Linked DNA regions of Homo sapiens: regions 1, 2 and 4 are each linked to region 3. Evidence: chromatin contacts called from ENCODE Hi-C or POLR2A ChIA-PET data. All regions are on one chromosome and are shown on one strand. The core of a region is the stretch at or near the end of the contact, and the rest is flanking DNA. Distances in the headings are between cores, read along the strand shown. Region 1 overlaps STK10 (serine/threonine kinase 10). Region 2 overlaps STK10 (serine/threonine kinase 10). Region 3 overlaps UBTD2 (ubiquitin domain containing 2). Region 4 overlaps FBXW11 (F-box and WD repeat domain containing 11).

Evidence for each region. A loop is a pair of places that touch in the nucleus more often than their neighbours do. ChIA-PET counts read pairs that join two places held with the same protein, here RNA polymerase II (POLR2A). Pooled maps may share reads with other maps.
Region 1: a loop to region 3 is called in a pooled map, with 2.1 times the contacts of the local background. The contact joins two enhancer-like sites. A Hi-C loop is called at or near these places in 6 of 50 pooled maps. POLR2A ChIA-PET finds 5 or more read pairs at or near these places in 6 of 52 experiments (A549, Panc1, T-cell and 3 more).
Region 2: a pooled map shows a loop between it and region 3 (2.6-fold over the local background). The contact joins two enhancer-like sites. A Hi-C loop is called at or near these places in 13 of 37 single-sample maps with no recorded cell type and 12 of 50 pooled maps. POLR2A ChIA-PET finds 5 or more read pairs at or near these places in 4 of 52 experiments (OCI-LY7, activated CD4-positive, alpha-beta T cell, activated CD4-positive, alpha-beta memory T cell and 1 more).
Region 4: a loop to region 3 is called in a map with no recorded cell type, with 1.9 times the contacts of the local background. The contact joins two enhancer-like sites. A Hi-C loop is called at or near these places in 1 of 37 single-sample maps with no recorded cell type and 8 of 50 pooled maps. POLR2A ChIA-PET finds 5 or more read pairs at or near these places in 1 of 52 experiments (activated T-cell).

What each region holds. Positions count from the first base shown.
Region 1 is chr5:172,066,556-172,069,885 of GRCh38, forward strand. All of the region lies in intron 12 of STK10 (serine/threonine kinase 10), which reads right to left. Among named protein-coding and RNA genes, the nearest start is that of FBXW11, 62 kb to the left of the region's middle. RefSeq lists an enhancer at 214-263. Within about 2 kb of position 1,861, at least 2 of the 41 ENCODE cell types and tissues checked have a DNase peak (open chromatin) inside an H3K27ac peak, as active enhancers do.
Region 2 is chr5:172,105,786-172,109,397 of GRCh38, forward strand. STK10 (serine/threonine kinase 10) reads right to left here. Exons shown (of 19, transcript NM_005990.4): 5 at 1,995-2,067; 6 at 835-1,029. Among named protein-coding and RNA genes, the nearest start is that of STK10, 81 kb to the right of the region's middle. Within about 2 kb of position 1,251, at least 3 of the 41 ENCODE cell types and tissues checked have a DNase peak (open chromatin) inside an H3K27ac peak, as active enhancers do.
Region 3 is chr5:172,234,192-172,237,520 of GRCh38, forward strand. UBTD2 (ubiquitin domain containing 2) reads right to left here. Exons shown (of 3, transcript NM_152277.3): 2 at 1-167. Among named protein-coding and RNA genes, the nearest start is that of EFCAB9, 42 kb to the left of the region's middle. RefSeq lists an enhancer at 937-986. Within about 2 kb of position 1,845, at least 5 of the 41 ENCODE cell types and tissues checked have a DNase peak (open chromatin) inside an H3K27ac peak, as active enhancers do.
Region 4 is chr5:171,983,682-171,987,020 of GRCh38, forward strand. The region is part of intron 1 of FBXW11 (F-box and WD repeat domain containing 11); the gene reads right to left. Among named protein-coding and RNA genes, the nearest start is that of FBXW11, 21 kb to the right of the region's middle. RefSeq lists an enhancer at 1-274. Within about 2 kb of position 1,455, at least 4 of the 41 ENCODE cell types and tissues checked have a DNase peak (open chromatin) inside an H3K27ac peak, as active enhancers do.

The DNA of each region.
Region 1 (3,330 bases), core at 611-3,110, 170 kb before region 3:
AAAGGTGGATCACTTGAGGTCAGGAGTTCAAGACCAGCCTTGGGCAACATGGTGAAACCCTGTCTCTACTAAAAATACAAAAATCAGCCGGGTGTGGTGGCACATGCCAGTTATCCCAGCTCCTTGGGAAGGAGGCATGAGAATCACTTGAACTCAGGCGGCGTAGGTTGCAGTGAGCCGAGATCATACCATTGAACTTCCAGCCTGAGGGACAGAGCGAGACTCCGTCTCAAAAACAAAGAGAAGAGCGCAGGAAAAGGGAAATTCCTAACTGTGTGTGTGAACACAGAGATTCACCCCTGAGCTGAGTATGAGTGAGACAGGTGCCAAGCAGTATAGCAAAAAACAAAAAAAGCAAAGACCCAACTAAACTAACACTGAAACCACTACCCACAGAAGATCAGACAGAACCTGTGGTCTGCAGGGTTTCCTGTTAAACAAAAAACATCTACATTCTTCAAAAGATTATAATACGGACCCACAGTCTACAGAACATAACACTGAAATGTCAGGGATAGCCAGGCACGGTGGCTCACACCTGTAATCCCAGCACTTTGGGAGGCTGGGTGGATCACCTGAGCTCAGGAGTTCGAGACCAACCTGGGCAACATGGCAAAAACCCGTCTCTACAGAAAATATTAATACAAAAAACTAGCTGGGTGTGGTGCCAGTGCACCTGTAGTCTCAGCTACTCAGGAGGCTGAAGTGGGAGGATCACTTTAGCCCAGGAGGTTGAGGCTGCAGTGAGCTGTGACTGCACCACTGCACTCCATCCTGGGCAACAGAGCAAGACCCTGTCTCTAAATAAATAAATAGAATAAATAAATAAATAAATAAATAAATAAATAAATAAATAGAATAAAATGCCAAGGAAACAATAAAAAATTACTCTACATACAAAGAATCAGGAAATAGAACCAATTTTCAAAGAAAAAGGCAATCAATAGATGTCAGCTCCGGGATGACACAGATGTTGGGACTGGCAGAAAGAAACTTTAAAGCAGCTATTATAACTGTACTCCATGAGGTAAAGCCCTTTAATATTTCAAGTATGGAAAGATGAAAGTTCACAGCCCAGAAAAACTATTTTTTAAAAAATTAGAAAATTTAAAACTAAACAATACAATGTCTGAAATTAAAATAAAACAATAGTGGAATGGTGATCACAGAGGAGGGTCATTCATTTGAAGACTGATTAATAAAGATTATATAATATGAATGATAGAGAGAAAAAAAGATGAAAAAGAGGAAGGTTTCAGGAACTTATGGGAAAATTATCAAAAGCTCAATGAAACCCAAACAGGTTAAATTAAAAGAAAACCACCCTCATACATATCATAATAAAACTTGAAAACCAAACACTAAAAAAATTCAGGAGAGTAGTTAAGAGAAATGTGACATATTAACACAGGAAAATAATGACTCCAGTGACCATGGATTCCCCAACAGACACTAGGGAGGCCAAAAGCCACCGGAGTATCATCCTTAAAGTGCTGAAAGAAGGGCCGGGCGCGGTGGCTCACGCCTGTAATCCCAGCACTTGGGGAGGCTAAGGCGGGTGGATCACGAGGTCAGGAATTCAAGACAAGCCTGGCCAAGATGGTGAAACCCTGTCTCTACTAAAAATACAAAAAAATTAGCTGGGTATGGTGACAGGCGCCTGTAATCCCAGCTACTCAGGAGGCTGAAGCAGAGAACTGCTTGAACCCGGGAGGCACAGGTTGCAGTGAGCCGAGATCACACCACTGCACTCCAGTCTGGGCGACAGAGCGAGACTCTGTCTCAAAAAAAAAAAGTGCTGAGATAGGTATGTCTAGTGAAACTATCCTTCAGAAATGAAAGTAAAATAAAGACATTTTCAGATGAAGGAAAGTAGGAAACTTTGTGGTCAGGAAGAAAGGCTACATTGGAAGTTCTTCAGGTTGAAAAGAAGTGAGCTGAGAAGAAAACTTGTATCTTCAGTAAAAAAGAAAGAGTGACAGAAATGGTAAATATCTGGATAAACATAATCAACACTTTTTCCCTTAAGATCTTTAAAATCTCAATGACCATTTAAAGCAAAAGTTGTCACATTGTCTGGTATGGTTTTTAATATATGTAGATATAATACATGTGATAGGCCAGGTGTGGTGGCTCACACCTGTAATGCCAGCACTTTGGGAGGCTGAGGTGGGCGGATTGCTTGAGGCCAGGCAAGACCAGCCTGGCCAACATGGTGAAACCCTGTCTCTAGGCATGAGAACTGCTTGAACCCAGGAGGCAGAGGTTGCAGTGAGCCAAGATCATACCATTGCACTTCAGCCTGGGCGACAGAGCAAGACTCTGCCTCAAAAAAAAAAAACAAAACCAAAAACGTGACAATTATAACAAAATTGAGAAAGTATCAAGAAATTTACATGGTTGTAAAGGTACATTTTACTTAAAGAATTACAATATCAACTCTAAATAGATGCTGAGATAGGTATGTATATTATAATGCCCCAGAGCAACCATTAAACACAAACACACACACACACATAAAATATAAACTAATTCATGAATTAAAAAATAATACTAAAAATATTCAAATACTTCAAAAGGAGGTAGAAAAACAGGGAAGAGAGGAACAAAAACCAAAGGAGACAAAACAGGTAATAATTTAATTAAATATAAATGCCATAAACACCTCTACTAAAAAACAAAGATTTTCAGATGGGATTAAAAAAAATGAAAGCACAACTATATGCTGTCAACAAGAAACCCATGTTAAATATAAAGATTTAGACAGGTTAAATTGAAAGGATGGGAAAAGATACTGTATGCAAACACTTATCAAAAGAAAGTAGGATTGGCTATTTATTAGACAAGGTAGACTTCAGAACAAGGAATATTATCAGGAATAATGATGGGCATTATATAATTATAAAAGGAAGACTCAGTTCACTAAGAAAATATGACTATTTTAGTCTTAGCTAAAGTCTAGGAGGCTGAGGAGGATCACTTGAGCCCAGGAGTTTGAGGGCACTCTGGGCAACATAGTTAGACTTCCATTGCAAAGAAAATAAACAAATAAATAAATAAAAGAAAATGTGACTATTTAAAATAACAAAATAATTTCAAAAATGTGAAACAAAAGCTGACAGAACTGAATGAGAAATAGATAAATCCACAATTACAGTTGGAGATGTTAACATTCCTTTCTCAGTAGCCAGTAGAACAAGTGGTCAGAAAATCAGTAAGAATAGAGAAGACCTGAACAATACTATCAATTAAGTTGACCTACTTGACATTTATAGAATACTCCACTCAACAACAGCAGAATACACATCCTTTTCAAGTGCACACGGAACA
Region 2 (3,612 bases), core at 1-2,500, 130 kb before region 3:
AGAAGCCCCCCACGTCACAGACTCCACTGTCCCAATCATGCCCCTCAAAGGACAGAGGAAACTTTCACAAGCTAAAACAGTGACAGGGCCTACACGACGCCCTTTTCATCATGGACACCACTGTCCAGATGGGGACCCAGACATCGGCGAGGAGCAGGGACGTGCCCAGGCCACGCAGTGAGGAGACTCAGCAGTGCCGGGATTTGAACCCAGGCCCCCGATGTCCCGCCCAGGGTGTGCCATGTGGCTCCTGCGGCTCAGCTGGGGCTCCTGTTCCCCAGTGGGAGCCAGCTTATTTGGGTGACTTGGTTTGCTCTGGTGAAGATCTCATGTCAAGTGCACAGAGGCAGCACGGTAGCTCACGCCTGTAATTCCAGCACTTTGGGAGGCCGAGGCAGACGGATCCCTTGAGGCCAGGAGTTCAAGACCAGCCTGGGCAACATAGGAGACCTTGTCTCTACAGAAAATTAGCCAGGCATGGTGGTGGGTGCCTGTACTCTCGGCTACAAGGGAGGCTGAGGTGTGAGGATCTCTTGAGCCTAGGAGGTCGAGGTTGCAGTGAGCTATGACTGCACCACTGTACTCCAGCCTGGGCAAAAGAGTGAGACCCTATCTCAAAAAAAAAAAAAAAAAGGAACACAAAGGGAAAAAGAGGCACGAAGGGCCCGGGGGGGCTCAGAAACGCCTGAAGACCCCCAGGCCCCAACCTCTCCTTTGGAGCTAGCAGCACCAGGAGAACGCTACCACTGCACCTCCCCAGCCCCGTCCACCACATATTCCAGCCCTAATCCCGGCGCAGGCACCCCGGCAGGTGGCCCTGCCCCTGCCCCTCACCACTTAGAGGGCGTGAGCAGCGTGGGAGGGTCCGACTTGGCGATCTTTAGCAGGACCCGCATGGGGTTGAGCTCGTGGTGTGGCGGCTCGATCTGGGCCATCTCAATCAGCGTGATGCCCAGGGACCAGATGTCGGCTTTGTAGTCGTAGGGCGTGTCTTTCATGGTCTCACACATGACCACCTCGGGGGCCATCCTGAACCAACCAAGGGACAACATAGGGCTAAGAATCTGGCCTTTACAGGTGCTTCTTGGACATTCAGGGTCAAGGGCCACCACGAGCCACTGTCGGGGTTGGCAGCACTCCCGAATCATGATCTGCGTGACTTTGCATCCCACTGTCTTCCTTAGGACGCTCTTCCACAGAAAAACGCCTCCACGCGGCTCCCCGCCACGTCCTGCTGCAGTTCCGATGCCTACCGCGAGATGGCAGCAGCAACCCGGAACACAGAGTCCTGGGGAGGGGGCGGGTGGGAGCGGAGGGGAAGGTGCGGAGCAAAAAAAAAGGGGCGTGGAGGTGGGTGGGCGAGAAGACACCAGCACAGAGAGGAGAAACAGGTATAAAAGGGGGGAGAGAGAGAGCAAGGGTGAGTAACAAGCAAGCAAGAAAGGAGCCCAAACTACACAATGGCAAGTAATGCACATGAAAAAATTGGAAACACGGCAAACAGAGAGTAGTCAGGCGTGAAATTGAGTGACAGTGTTTTGCTTTTAAAGTAATAGTTCTGGAAAAGAAGGAAACACGACAGACTACAGAAGTCCAGGGAGACTTCACATGACGGTAGGAATTGAACTTGTACTGTTCACCTTCACGGTCCCCATCCCCGGCCCTCAATACATACGTGGCGAATAAATCACGAACTGAATCCTGTTTTATGGATTCTAGTTCAGTTATTAATGGAGTGCCTTCTATGTGCACCATTTCATTTCATTCTCACAGTAGCCTTATTAAGTAGGGGCCATTATATCCCTAATTTTATGGATGAAGAAACTGACGCACGGGAAAGCTAAACAGCTTGTCCAAGGTCACACAGCTAGTAAGCCACGAGGCAGGGCGTGTAGCCCTTGTCTTCCGGCCCCTCTCTGTCTAAAGCGCCTGGTGGTCACCTTGGAGAGTTTTTACATCCAGTCCATTCCATTTCCAGAAGCTACACGACTCACCAGTAAGGCGTGCCGATGAAGGAATCTCGTTTCTGTAGAGTCTTCAGATTCTTGGCAGACACACCAAAGTCAGCTGCAAGACAAAATCTCAGCTAGCGTTTTCCACCCATAGCCCTGGGGTAAAAGCCGGGGATGTGGACTCAGGGGTACACATTCCAAGTCGACTAACAGATGCCATTTTCTATCTAGCAAATTAGAAAGCATTAAAAATGTAAGACTATCTGCTGCTGAGAGGAAGTACCGAGATGAACACTTTCCTCTCTACTAACGAGAGCCTGCACTGGCAGCAGCCTTCAGGAAAGCAATTTGGCAATAAATAGCAAGAACCTTTAAAATACCCATACCATTTTAATCCAGTAATTCCAAATCCAGGACTCTGCCCTAATGAAACAGTCTTAAATTTAAAAAAATGCATAATGATGTTAATCAAAATCCCATTATAATAACAGTGCCATTATAAAATTATAATAATAGTGACACACTGAAAACAACCATAATTGCTTGGCTATCAGGCAGTGATTTTAAAACTTTTTATATAGATTAAGAAAAATGGAGGCCAGGCAGGGTGGCTCACGCCTGTAATCCCAGTACTTTGGGAGGCTGAAACAGGCAGATCGCTTGAGGCTGGGAGTTGGAGATCAACCTGGCCAACGTGGCAAAACCCAGTCTCTACTAAAAATACAAAAATTAGCCAGGTGTGGTGGTGGACGCCTGTAATCCCAGATACTTGGGGGGCTGAGGCACAAAAATCGCTTGAACCCGGGAGGTGGAGGCTGCAGGGAGCTGCAATCGCACCACTGCGCTCCAGCCCAGGCAATAGAGTGAGACTGTCTCAAAAAAAAAAAAAAAAAAAAAATTAGCCAGGTGTGGTGGCATGTCCCTGCAGTCCCAATTACTTGGGAGGCTGAGGTGGGAGAATCACTTGAACCCAGGAGGCAGAGGCTGCAGTGAGCCAGGATTGTGCCACTGCACTCCAACCTGGGCGGTATTTATTACTATTTATTAATTTATTATTATTTTTTTGAGATGGAGTCTTGCTCTGTCACCCAGGCTGGAGTGCAGTGGCGCAATCTTGGCTCACTGTAACCTCCACCTCCCGGGTTCCAGCGATTCTTGTGCCTCAGCCTCCCAAGTAGATGACATTACAGGCATGTGCCGACATGCCCAGCTAATTTTTGTATTTTTAGTAGAGATGGAGTTTCACCACGTTGCCCAGGCTTGTCTTGAACTCCTAACCTCAGGTGGTCCACCAGCCTTGGCCTTCCAAAGTGCTGGGATTATAGGCGTGAGCCACTGCGCCCGGCCTTACTGATTACTATTTATATTACTGTAAAAGGTTAAGTGGGGAGAAGGGGGATACACAGTTGAATATACTGTCTGGTCAGAATCATGCCCCTCTCACTCCAAAAAGGGGAAAAATACACACTGAACTGACTTGGAGGAAATATACCACACTACTTAAATGGCTGTGTGTGGGTGGTGAGACTTCCACACCTTTGCTATGATAAAGTGTATTATTTGCAGGACTAGCAAAAATAAATGAACACTTTTTTTTTTTTTTCATGACAGAGTCCACTCTGTCACCCAAGCTGGAGTGCAGTGGCACAATCATGGCTCA
Region 3 (3,329 bases), core at 595-3,094:
ATGTGCAGCAGCCTTCAAGGCATCCCAAATCTCTTTCCGGCCTTCAAAAGCTGGTGCTGTATCCCAAAATTCATCCCTCTTGCTGCGTAGTTGTCCATCTGTCATAGGATAATCGCTTTTCCATTTTGGTTTCTCCTTTTTCAAAGGCTGGTTACGACCTAGAGCAACTGAAAAGAAAAATAAAAGACTGAGATCAAACCCAAAATTTATAAAATATGTATCAAAAGTTATCTGGTCATTCCTCTCTTGGATTATTTCATCAAAATCACAGCCAGAAATTTACCTGCTAGCTAATTTGTGCATCCTGAAATTCCTCTAACACATTTTGGAACTACAAAAGTGAATAGAGACATTAGACTGCTCTATGCAAAACAAATTGGTAGCTCTTTTCCACTCAGTACACCCTCCACAGGATCATTAAAAAGAATTACAGGCTGAGTGCAGTAGCTCAACACCTGTAATCCCAGCACTTTGGGAGGCTGAGGTGGAAGGAAGGCTTGAATCCAGGAGTTCGAGACTAGCCTGGGCAACATGGTGAGACCCCCATCTCTACAAAATACACAAAAATTAGCCTGGCATGTTGGCATGTGCCTGTGGTCCCAGCTACTTGGGAGGCTGAGGTGGGAGGATCACTTGAGCCTGGGAGGTTGTGTTTGCAGTGAGCCATGATCATGCCACTGCACTTCAGCCTGGGCGAGAGTGAAACCTCATCTCAAACAAAACAAAACAAAACTAAAGAACCCCAGAGAATTATAGTTGTAATGAATGTACCACTCTGGTGGAGGATGCTGATAATCAGGGAAAGGAGGCTATGTATGTGTAGGCACTGGGAGTACATAGGAAATCTCTGTACCTTCCTCTCAATTCTGTTATGAATCTAAAACTGCTCTAAAAAAATTTTTTTTTAATACAATGAAAGTTTTGTTTTGTTCATTTTAAAAGAACTGCCTAGAAGGTAAGTGTTTCATCAGACTGTAAGAGCAGGATATGAGAGTCAAGAGACACCACGAAAGAGAGGCAAGATACTTGGGGAAGCAAACGGCAATAGTAGCTTGGACACATGAAACCAGGAAGTAGGAACTGAGAAAATCCAAAGAGGTAAAAGATTGCTTTTCAGTGCCCAGAGAAAGAAGAGCCAAACCACCAGAATCATGAACAAACTGATTAGAGGAATGCTTCCTCTAGCATTCTACTCTCTGGACTTTAGTCAAGGAACTGTAAATACCTTTCTCTGGAACTCAAACAGGAACTAATTTACAAAGGGTAGAATCAGTACTTTAGTTTTTTTGAGGAACTGGGAGTAAAAGAGATAATCTTTGATGCTAGGCCAAGGGATTAGCTCCGAACCACAAGGAGCAGAAGAACTATGATACCCTACCCTAGTTTCAACCCAAGAGAAGAAGAAAACAGAGGGCAAGTGGCAGCATCTCCCCTTAGACAATGTTATGTAGTAGTAGCGCTGGAATAAGCCTGATGCAGCATCCTTGCACCCAGATAACCATCTGGTGTATTATCTGTGATCTATTTCCATGGGTCATACTGACCTACAGAGCCATTCTTATTTATGGCTCTGTAAGATTATACAGTGCTATAGATAGGGAATAGTTTGATAGATGGGATAGAAGATAGAAAGAAAATTGAAGCTGGATGAAAAGATAAGAAGAGTGTTGGAAAAGAGTGGGTGGGAAATAAATGACACAGCGAGTGGGAAGGAGAGAGGGTGTGTGTCAAAATTCAATGTTCTATATTTAATTGCAGAAAGAATACCAATTTTAAAGAAATCACTCTCAAACTGGTTCTAAAGCATCCATGAAATTGACTACTCCCTCATTGGCCCAGGGCCAGATGAAATTTGGACTATGCAAAACAGAAAATAAAATGACTCCAGACCCTGGGCTATCTCTACTCTCCAGGCTATATTCTCAATAAAGACTGCCAGGTCAGGTCTCTTCTGTCCTCTCCCCTCAGGGTGGCACACCAAAAGACTAGCTGTTTTCCACTTAAAACACTCAGCATTAACTCAAATACTTTTTGCCCTCTAACTTGTCCTAGTGAAATGCAAAACAGGTGAGTTCTGAAAGGGTGAGGAAGCAGAATAGGAAACCCATCCATTTAGTAGCAGAGCTGGAAACAGAATCCAAGTCTCTTTATTTAATCAACAAATATGTACTGAGTGTCTACTGGGAGTAACACTACAGATGTGCCTATTACATTTAATTCAAATGCGAGAAACACAGTCTATACTAATGATTTTTCCCTACCTCTTCCAAATAATACAGACAATGCAGCTAGAGCATAATTCTCTAGAAGATGTTCAGAATCTGGTCTGATAACCACAACCCACTGATTGCACCAACACGATGGAATGCAAGGTTGATTTTATTTTCTGCTACATTATCATTTAGATGAGTTAGAGACAGTTTACAGACAACACTCAGCTTACTGACCAGGAAGTGGAAGATGGCACAGTAAGCAGGTAGACTCAGTAAGATATTTATCTGAATAAAGTTTTGGGTCTGAGTATTTCTACAGAATTATCTGGCCTCATATGTATTAAATGCATGAGAGATAACTCAGTATAATTTTTCCTGTCATTCTGAGAGAATTACAAAGCATGGACAAAAACAACAAAACCTCTACAGAAGAATCTCAGGACCTAAAACTAAAGCAAATGAAAGGAAGAGGACTTTGAAAAGAGGAAGCCAACAGAAAAACAATCATAATAAGGGTACAAAGTACCTTGGAAAAATTGTAAAACACCTTCCTTACAAATGTGAGGTAGGTTCATTTCACCTCTCTCCGTTTGTACTAAGCATAGATGAACAAAGTCCCACAAAAAGAACAGATGATGCGTTTATGTTGCTTAAGGAAAATCATTCCAAATGCATTTTCTTTAATTTTTAAATTTTATTCATATACTTGAGACAGAGTCTTGCTCTGTCGCCAAGGCTGGAGTGCACTGGTGCAACCCGACTCACTGCAACCTCCGCCTCCTGGGTTCAAGCGATTCTCCTGCCTCAGCCTCTCGAGTAGCTGGGACTACAGGCCCGCGCCACCATGCCCAGCTAATTTTTGTATTTTTAGTAGAGACGGGGTTTCACCATATTGGCCAGGATAGTTTCAATTTCTTGACTTCATGATCCGCCCGCCTCAGCCTCCCAAAGTGCTGGAATTACAGGCATGAGCCACTGCGACAGGCCCCCAATGCATTTTCAAATCTACATGCTGTCAAAAGTTTCACGGTAATTTGTGACATGAAGGAAGATTACTTTTATTTGCCTATTTCTGCCTGTATTATAAACATAATATAGAATATCTGTCTATAGAAT
Region 4 (3,339 bases), core at 205-2,704, 250 kb before region 3:
ACTGCTGTTGTACTGGTTTGAGAGCAGAGGAAAAACATGGTTTGAGAGTTTTTCCCAAAACAAGCAGTATCTATTAAAGCTAAATATATGCCTACCCCCATTACCCAGTAATTCTGTTGGGTTCTCATACCCAAGAGAAACAAGTGCTCATGTCTACCTTAGAATTGCTGTCCACAGTAGCAGACAAAAATTAGAAGCAACTCACGTATTCATCAATAACAGCCAAGTACTCAGCAACCCAAGCATTTCATCAACCAAGTAAAACAAACAAACTGAATATTTACAATGGAATAATGCATAGAAAAAAAAAAACTACAGCCACACATAATAAAACGGATGAATTTTACAGACATAATAATAATGAGTGGGGGAACAAAACCACAAGAGTATATACTCTATAATCCTATTTACATAAATTTCAAAAACAGACATAACTAGCCTACAGTGAAAGAGGTCAGAAAAGGCCTTTAAGAAGAGAGTTCATTGACTGGATGAGCTACAGGCAAGAGGAAGCCTTGAAATGCTCTGGAAAAGGTCTATAATTTGATCTAGGTAGTGGTTACACGATGTGCTGTGCACACATGTAAAAATTCATTGAGCTGTACACTTAAAACATGTATTCTTTAATGTAAGTTATACACAATAAAACATACCTATACAAATGCTCTTTTAACCAATCTCTGTTTATCCTCCAAAGCCGGAAGCTTATTACACAGTAGCCAGGCATGGCTTGTCAGTCAATCTCACTTCTAGTCTACCCATTTACATGTACTTCATGTCTATCTCCCTCAGCATGTGTGGGCTGGAGGTAATACTAAATATCCAGAATAATGGCACCGGTAATGGAACTAGATAAAGTCATGCTCCAATCAGGGAGAATTTCTGACAAAATAGTTATAAACAGTCTAGATGATCATAATATGGTATAATTTTAAGTGTGGGGGAAAGGACCTTATGAATTCACTATCCTTTTAACTTCTAGTAGCGATTGTAGGAAAATTAAATACATGCAGCAAGCTCCTTAAAAATAAGTATATAGCTTTCCAATCTTGTTTAAAAATTTAGCTCCATAATTATAAGGAAAATTATAGAAAAAAAGAATCGCACTATAAATATTTACTTTATGCACAATTTTCAAAAATAAAGGCAGGTCGAAGTTACATTTTTTGCAGAAGCATGTTATTTGCATATTATAAAACTAAGCTTTACGGTGACGACATGCCTAAAACTATTACTACTGCCTTCCAAAATTAACCAACAGGTTATAAAAACAAGCAGTTAACTTTCAGACACTGATTTATGAAGGCAAAGCTTTTCAGAAACAGGACTCTCTTAATAGTCTGATTTACATTCATATCAATACAAACACACATATACGCACAGCTATCAACACAGTCATCCACTCTACATCTAAAATGTCTCATTTCCTCCTCTTCATACCATCTGTTACTATCTCATCTTTCCTTCCCTGGGACATTCCAACAGTAAATGAATCAGTCCCCCTGCTCCAATTTGCCCTGCTCTAAAGCATCCTCTAATCTGACAACTGGAGTGATCTTTGTAAACCACAGATCTTGCTCTAATGTTCACAGTCACCTCCCTTCTCAACCACATCCACCACCCTCATACCTCCTCCAATCTAGGCAGGGATCACACGCTCAAAAACTTACATGTGGCTCACACCTGTAACCCCAACAGCTCAGGAGGCCTGGGCAGGAAGATTGCTTGAGGCCAGGAGTTTGAGACCAGCCTGGGCAACAGTGAGACCCAGTATCTAAAAAAAATTATAAAAATAGACCAGATGCAGTGGCTCACACCTATAATCCTAACACTTCAGGAGGTTGAGAGATAAGGATCATTTGAAGCCAGTTCAAGACCAGCCTGTGCAACACAGCAAGACTTCGTCTCTACAAAAAAAAAATTAAAAAATTAAAAAATTAGCTGGGCATGGTGGCATGCTGCTGTAGTCCCAGCTACTTGGAGGCTGAGGTGGGAGGATGGCTTGAGCCCAGGAATTAGAGGCTGCAGTAAGCTATGACTGCACCTCTGCACCACTTCAGTCTGGGGAACAGAGCAAGAAGACCCTGTACCGAAAAATAAAATATGATTTTAAAACTTAGCCAGACATGGTGGCATGCACCAGCAGTCCCAACTACTTGGGAGGCTAAGGCAGGAAAATAGCTTACGTCCAGGAGGTCAAGGCTGCAATGAGCCATGATCACACCACTGTACTCCAGCCTGGGTGGCAGAACAAGATTCTGACCCAAAAAAATAAAAATTAAAAATGTATATGACCAATTAGATAAAGTGAAATTGGTCTCATAGGAGTTACGTACAGGAAAGTACAAGCTCTGACTCAAAAGGACAGCTACTACTGAGCTCCAATTTTCAAACAAAACCACAAATTAGTGTTTTCATATGAAATGTCCCAATTTTTAAAATCTGGCCAGGAGCGGTGGCTCACATCTATAATACCAGCACTTTGGGAGGCCAAGGCAGGTGGATCACTTGAGGCCAGGAGTTTGAGACCAGCCTGGCCAACATGGTGAAACCCCATCTCTACTAAAAATACAAAAATTAGCCGGGCATGGTGGTATGCACCTGTAGTTGCAGCTACTCAGAAGGCTGAGGCCTAAGAATCACTTGAACCTGGGAGGTGGAGGTTGCAGTGAGATCACACCATTGTACTCCAGCCTGGGTGACAGAGTGAGACTCTGTCTCAAAAACAAATAATAAATAAATAAATAAAATCCGTGTGGACCAGGCCAGGTGTGGTGGCTCACCCCTGTAATCCCAACACTTTGGGAGGCCAAGGAGGATGGATCATCTGAGGTCAGGAGTTCAAGACCAGCCTGGCCAACATGGCAAAGCCCCATCTCTGCTAAAAATACAAAAATTAGCCAGGCATGGTGGTGTGCGCCTGTAGTCCCAGCTACTTAGGAGGCTGAGATAGGAGAATCGCTTGAACCTAGGAAGTAAGGGTTGCAGTGAGCCGAGATGGCGCCACCGCACTCCAGCCTGGGCAACAGAGTGAGACTCCGTCTCAAAAAAAAAAGAAAAAAAAAATCCGTGTGGACCACATAAAATATGTTTGTGAAGCTCTACCTATCCACAGGTTATTAGCTTGCATCTTATGACATAAAGCAGGGATCCCCAACCCCAGGCTGTGGACTGGTATCAGTCTGTGACCTATTAAGAACTGGGCCTCACAGCAGGAGATGAGCAGGAGGCAAAGCTTTATCTGTATTTACAGCTGTCCCCTAACACTCGCATTACCACCTGAGCTCTGCCTCCTGTCAGATGATCAGCCCAGGCATTAGATTCTCACAGAAGCAGGAA